2 separate regions of the Homo sapiens genome follow, and region 2 is linked to region 1. Evidence: chromatin contacts called from ENCODE Hi-C data. All regions are on one chromosome and are shown on one strand. The core of a region is the stretch at or near the end of the contact, and the rest is flanking DNA. Distances in the headings are between cores, read along the strand shown. Region 1 holds the start of APCS (amyloid P component, serum). Region 2 holds the start of CFAP45 (cilia and flagella associated protein 45).

Region 1 (2,970 bases), core at 182-2,681:
GAAGGTATAAAGAACAACAATTAGAGGTGTTTGACTGGAGAATAGGATTAGATTCTGAGATAATAGCCAGGTTAGAGCCAGATTGCAAATGGCATTGGCTTCCAAGCAAATGGTCTGTATTTAATTCAGGAGTCAATAGATGCATAATCCCAACTTTATCACTAACCTATACTGTGCAACAAGCCAGATAAGGCTTCACAACCTGGGATTCCATTTAGAGAAAAAAAGTAGAGAATGGAAACTCCCCAGGGATGAGAATAGGAAGGATACTTTGAACAATGATAGAGAAAGTGTATTCTTGGTGGCAGTGATTGTGTCATTGAAAAGGCTGATTAGGTCTGTGGTGAGCTAACAGAAGAGAGAGTGAACAAGAGGCTAAACAGTAGGATGAGAAACAAGACACCATATAATTCAGGGATGAGAGAGAAAGAAATAATGTGGCTAGAAAGAAGAACTTCAGTTTGATATCTCAGAGGCAGAGAAGGTTTGAGTGGTGGTTAATAAACTGTACAGAGAGAGAATGAAGGAGACATAGAAAGAATGAAGGTGGAGATCTCTGGGGCTGTGAGAGAGCCAGTGACCACTGAATCCCCAGCACCTAGTGTAGTAACTGAGAGCTAGTGAATAAATGTATTAGTGGGGTCATCACCAAAGATGGATTAGATATACACTCAATGACCAAGGACTCAAAGAAGAGGAGAGAAAAACTTGGGGAGATGCTGACATCTCTGCAGGTAGCATGAAGTAACCAGAAAACAAGTCGTAATGAGAAATGGAAAGATCTAGGATAAGGAAGCACCATGATATGCAAACGAAAAAAAAGCACTGAGTAGAAGTAGCAGAAAAATACTAAGCTTCATGGGGACAGAAAGTTTATTCTCCAAGTCCCTCTTTCCCCTTAGCTTTGCCTGGATGTATTACTTGATGTTGAATTAGTCAAAGTTGAAGGCACTTTTTAGGGTCTTCAGCAGAAAGCAGAATCCTAGAATATCCTACAAATACAAGACAACTTGAGAACTATAAAAGAAAGAAAAGGCCTTGTTCCCATAGCCCACAAGAGGGCTGAGCTCAGCGATACACTCTGTGTGGCTCAGGAGCTTCTGGCAGAGCACAGAGCCATCAGAGAGGGGGCCCAGAGAGCAGAGAGAGGCTCTGCTGACATGGCCAGCCCAGCGCCTCATCCCATCCATAACCCTGCTGCCCTGCAATGACTCTCTTCCCAGCAATAAAATCTGGGTCACAGGAGTTGGAGCTCTAGCCATCACTTGTCTCTAATAAATAACTCCCATTGATTTTCCAGCTCAGGGCTCACCACTCCTTCACCGTAAGCGCCAGGAGGCAGACCTGGAAAATCACTCACATATTATTGGTGCTCTTCCTCCCCCATCCTCACCCAAGGTGCATATAAACCCTGAATAACCTGAAGTCTAAGGGCATGAATATCAGACGCTAGGGGGACAGCCACTGTGTTGTCTGCTACCCTCATCCTGGTCACTGCTTCTGCTATAACAGCCCTAGGCCAGGAATATGAACAAGCCGCTGCTTTGGATCTCTGTCCTCACCAGCCTCCTGGAAGCCTTTGCTCACACAGGTAAGGAGGTGAAGGAATGGTCAAGAATCATAAAGTGAGAAAATAGGTTGAAGCTGAGATATCTTTTCCCTGCATTTATACTGAAGGTCATTATCTTTCTTTCTTTATCCCGCAGACCTCAGTGGGAAGGTGTTTGTATTTCCTAGAGAATCTGTTACTGATCATGTAAACTTGATCACACCGCTGGAGAAGCCTCTACAGAACTTTACCTTGTGTTTTCGAGCCTATAGTGATCTCTCTCGTGCCTACAGCCTCTTCTCCTACAATACCCAAGGCAGGGATAATGAGCTACTAGTTTATAAAGAAAGAGTTGGAGAGTATAGTCTATACATTGGAAGACACAAAGTTACATCCAAAGTTATCGAAAAGTTCCCGGCTCCAGTGCACATCTGTGTGAGCTGGGAGTCCTCATCAGGTATTGCTGAATTTTGGATCAATGGGACACCTTTGGTGAAAAAGGGTCTGCGACAGGGTTACTTTGTAGAAGCTCAGCCCAAGATTGTCCTGGGGCAGGAACAGGATTCCTATGGGGGCAAGTTTGATAGGAGCCAGTCCTTTGTGGGAGAGATTGGGGATTTGTACATGTGGGACTCTGTGCTGCCCCCAGAAAATATCCTGTCTGCCTATCAGGGTACCCCTCTCCCTGCCAATATCCTGGACTGGCAGGCTCTGAACTATGAAATCAGAGGATATGTCATCATCAAACCCTTGGTGTGGGTCTGAGGTCTTGACTCAACGAGAGCACTTGAAAATGAAATGACTGTCTAAGAGATCTGGTCAAAGCAACTGGATACTAGATCTTACATCTGCAGCTCTTTCTTCTTTGAATTTCCTATCTGTATGTCTGCCTAATTAAAAAAATATATATTGTATTATGCTACCTGCATTTGTTTAGTGCTTGTCATAGTCCCATATCTTTATCTTATGTCTACTACTTATCTATCTACTAATTGGTGTTTCATTGGTAATTGGTGTTTCATTATCCTGAAAACTCCAATTGCCAAGTACGGGGAGGAAAACCTGTAAGTAACTAGAAAGATATATCACAAAGCCAGAGCACTCAATGAGCACAACAGTGGCAATACTTAAAAGCTACTAACAATCATTTTAATGACGATTCAAAATATGTGTGGAATTGTAATCACAATTCTCCTATTTGTTTTTCCAGCTACAAATCGATCAAAAAGGGGTCTGAGGTTGCATCAGGTAGACAACTATAATGATATAAGTAAGCAATAGTTGAGAACCTGACAGCAAGTAATAAGACAGGAAGAATAAAACTAGAAGAAGTCAGAATGAAAACCAAAAAAGTATGAGACTGGGATCATTTTGTATGAAGACAAACATAACTTTATGTCTCAAAAACCTCAGTAGGACTG
Region 2 (2,970 bases), core at 201-2,700, 310 kb after region 1:
ATTTACCATATGCCCTTAGACACCAGGCATGACAGTAGGTGTTCACATACATACATACGCCACTGTGTTTGTAAGGTGCTGAGAGAAGATGGGACACTGAATCAAATAGAATACATAAGTGAAAGGGGACGCTCCCCCACCCCAATTACAACACTGCAGGGAGTCCTCGAAAGTCAGGAACTGCTCTTTGTTGGAGACTTATTTAATAATTAACAAAATTCTTCTGAGGTCCACTGAGCCCCAGAAAAGCAATGCAGCCCCTGGGCCTGAAGTCTGTCCACAAGTACATCCAAGTAGCAACCTTTGCCACCTGTTGTGCCCCAGACATTCTAGGTCAGTTCCAATAACCCAAGACTCCAACACTTATCATCTGCCCTTCCCCTCCCCTCTGGGACCAACACACTCAAGCCCAGGCATCCCCTTCATGGTTCCTCCCAGGCTTTGCTGGCCTTCTCAGCCCTCAGTACCCTGACAGCCCTCCCCATCCCAGCAAACCCCAGGCTGCCAGTCCTGTCCCAATCTCTCTCCCGGGCCTTGCAAACCTGAGACCCTCCTCACTCACTCACTCATTTATTCATTCATTCATTCACTGCCAAATATTTATTGACTAACTACTGAGGGATACAAAGCCCTGCTAACAGAAGAAAAACCTGAGGCTCGGGCACATTAGATGACTTACCCACAGTCACCTTGCTAGTTAGTGGCAAAACAGGTACCACGACCCATTATCTGGCCTCCTCACCAGTGCTTTTTTTTTTTTTTTTTTTTTTTGAGACGGAGTCTCGCTGTGTCGCCCAGGCTGGAGTGCAGTGGCGCGATCTCGGCTCACTGCAAGCTCCGCCTCCCGGGTTCACGCCATTCTCCTGCCTCAGCCTCCCGAGTAGCTGGGACTACAGGCGCCCGCCACCACGCCCGGCTAATTTTTTGTATTTTTAGTAGAGGCGGGGTTTCACTGTGTTAGCCAGGATGGTCTCGATCTCCTGACCTCATGATCCGCCCGCCTCTGCCTCCCAAAGTGCTGGGATTACAGGCGTAAGCCACCGCGCCCGGCCCACCAGTGCTTTTTCCCACACCACATCCACAATCTTTGGTCCACAGAGGCCCCGCTGTAATGGCAACGGGGAGAGGGTTGGGGCATCCCTTTCTCCCCAACTCCTCCGCTCAGCGCGCTCCACATTTCCAATCGTTATCGATGCTATCCCTAATTCCTCTTTTGAACCCACCTCAGGATCTCCCTTGCTTCTTCTAGAGGTGTTCTCCTTACTCCTGGGCCCTCCTGACCCCTAGACCCAACTGTGACCTCCCCTAGGCCCCCACTTTCCCCACTCAGAGCCCCCACCCAATTCAGGACACAAGGGGCCCATCTGAGGTTCTCCCTCACCATCTCCTCAGCCACACGCCCTGACTCCGGACTTCTGCTGCCGCCTCGGCGCCGCCAAGGCCCTAGTGTTGACGCGTTACCTTGGCAACCACTAGCCCGCGTTCTTCGGCTCAGGCCCCGCCCCCGGCCCCGCCCCTCCCACCTCCAGCGGGCAGTTGCCTTGTGCTGGTGGCTTAGGAACCGGAGCCCGTCGCTCCAACCGTTGCAGCTCCACGCTCCAGCCCAACCGCGGCTCTGAAGGATTGACCCGCCCTGGCGTGCCCTGCTCTCCACTTTGGCTTTGGCCAAACTTTTCGGTCAGAACCCGAACCTAAAGAACTTACTATGGGCCGAGGGGGTTCTAACTGTCAGCGGCCCCAGGAGCCTGGCCCAGGGTCACAGTTTTCCCCTGGGACTTCACCTAGGTTGCTATGATTACTCTTGCCCCATTGCCCAGGAGGCGCCAAGCCAACCCCTGATGAGTGTAGTCTGCAGAGAAGCCAGCAGGATCAGGACAAACCAGTTCCACAGCAGGAGAGAATCTGGTCGGGTCAACAAAGAACTTCCAGCCCTGAGGATGTCTATGCAGTCTCAAGAGCAGTTTCTTAAATTGCGGGCCTCAAATCTGCAGCTAAGAATCACCTGGGAGAGTTTATTAAAAATGGAGGCCCTACATTAGAATAAGTCAAAAGCTAAGGAACTGACTTTGGGGAGCTTGTCTTTTAACACTTCCTAGCTGGTATGTATTGTTCTAGAAAGTACATAGGGGTTTTGTCATTTTTTCCAATTTGGTTTGGCCTCTCTACCTCCCAACTTGCAGGGCTGGCACTGAGCTCACTTTGGTAGGCTGCATGCTCCAAGCCTCACGAAGCTGTCCCACCAGACCAAGGACATTTGTCTTCCTCCAGTGCTGATTAGCTGATTAGCTAAGCTCTTGGTGTGACTCTGTGAGTCTCTGAGCTGCTTTCTCAAACCTCTCTCCAAACCCTCACAGCCAGTCTTTCTGAAGCTCTTACTCCAACTTGGGCACTGAAGGCTATTCACAAGCCCCGGGGGAATGGAAAGAGGGAGACAAGGTCACTTCTTGCTGCTTTTAAAAGGACTTACTCCAACAGGCTTCACATTCCTTCCCTAGATTTCCCAGCCTTTATCTCCTTTGGGATCAAGAGTACAAAATTGTGTCCCCTGCCCAGTCCCACCAAGTGTTGAAGGCTTAATCAGAGGGAGAAGGGAAGGCCTGAAGAGGAGGAGCACAGTCCCTGGGAGGCTTGGGACTGAGAGAAGGGGCTGTTTTGTTCGTGGGAACCTTCCTTACTAAGCCTTGGCATTAGAACCCCGTTCCCTGCAGCTCAGAAAGAAGGGAAGACAAGTAACCGGCCCACTGTGAATAAGGTGCTTCCTGTATTCACCCCATTCTCCCAGGCACATCTGCATGACATAGTTACTATCCGTGTAACCAAAGAGGAAACAAGCCAAGAAAAAACTGTCCAAATTGAAAATCTATTCTTTTCTCAGCCCAGGGTAACTCTCTGAAGAAAAGGTGCAAAGTTGAGGCAGAAAGGGCTGGGCGCGGTGGCTCATGCCTGTAATCCCAGCACTTTGGGAGGCCA

What was found. Hi-C counts contacts between places; a loop is a spot of excess contacts on that map. Pooled maps may share reads with other maps.
Region 2: a loop to region 1 is called in a pooled map, with 2.7 times the contacts of the local background. The contact joins the promoter of CFAP45 here to the promoter of APCS in region 1. A Hi-C loop is called at or near these places in 3 of 168 maps with a recorded cell type or tissue (PC-9, endothelial cell of umbilical vein and mammary epithelial cell), 3 of 37 single-sample maps with no recorded cell type and 7 of 50 pooled maps.

The regions. Positions count from the first base shown.
Region 1 is chr1:159,586,395-159,589,364 of GRCh38, forward strand. APCS (amyloid P component, serum) reads left to right here and starts at 1,432. Exons shown (of 2, transcript NM_001639.4): 1 at 1,432-1,591; 2 at 1,707-2,471. The coding sequence starts at 1,528. The coding sequence ends at 2,314.
Region 2 is chr1:159,898,715-159,901,684 of GRCh38, forward strand. It overlaps CFAP45 (cilia and flagella associated protein 45), which reads right to left and starts at 1,451. Exons shown (of 12, transcript NM_012337.3): 1 at 1,382-1,451. The coding sequence starts at 1,384. MIR4259 (microRNA 4259) reads right to left here and starts at 1,365; the gene lies at 1,265-1,365. LOC124904435 (a long non-coding RNA gene) reads left to right here and starts at 1,536. Exons shown (of 3, transcript XR_007066679.1): 1 at 1,536-2,099.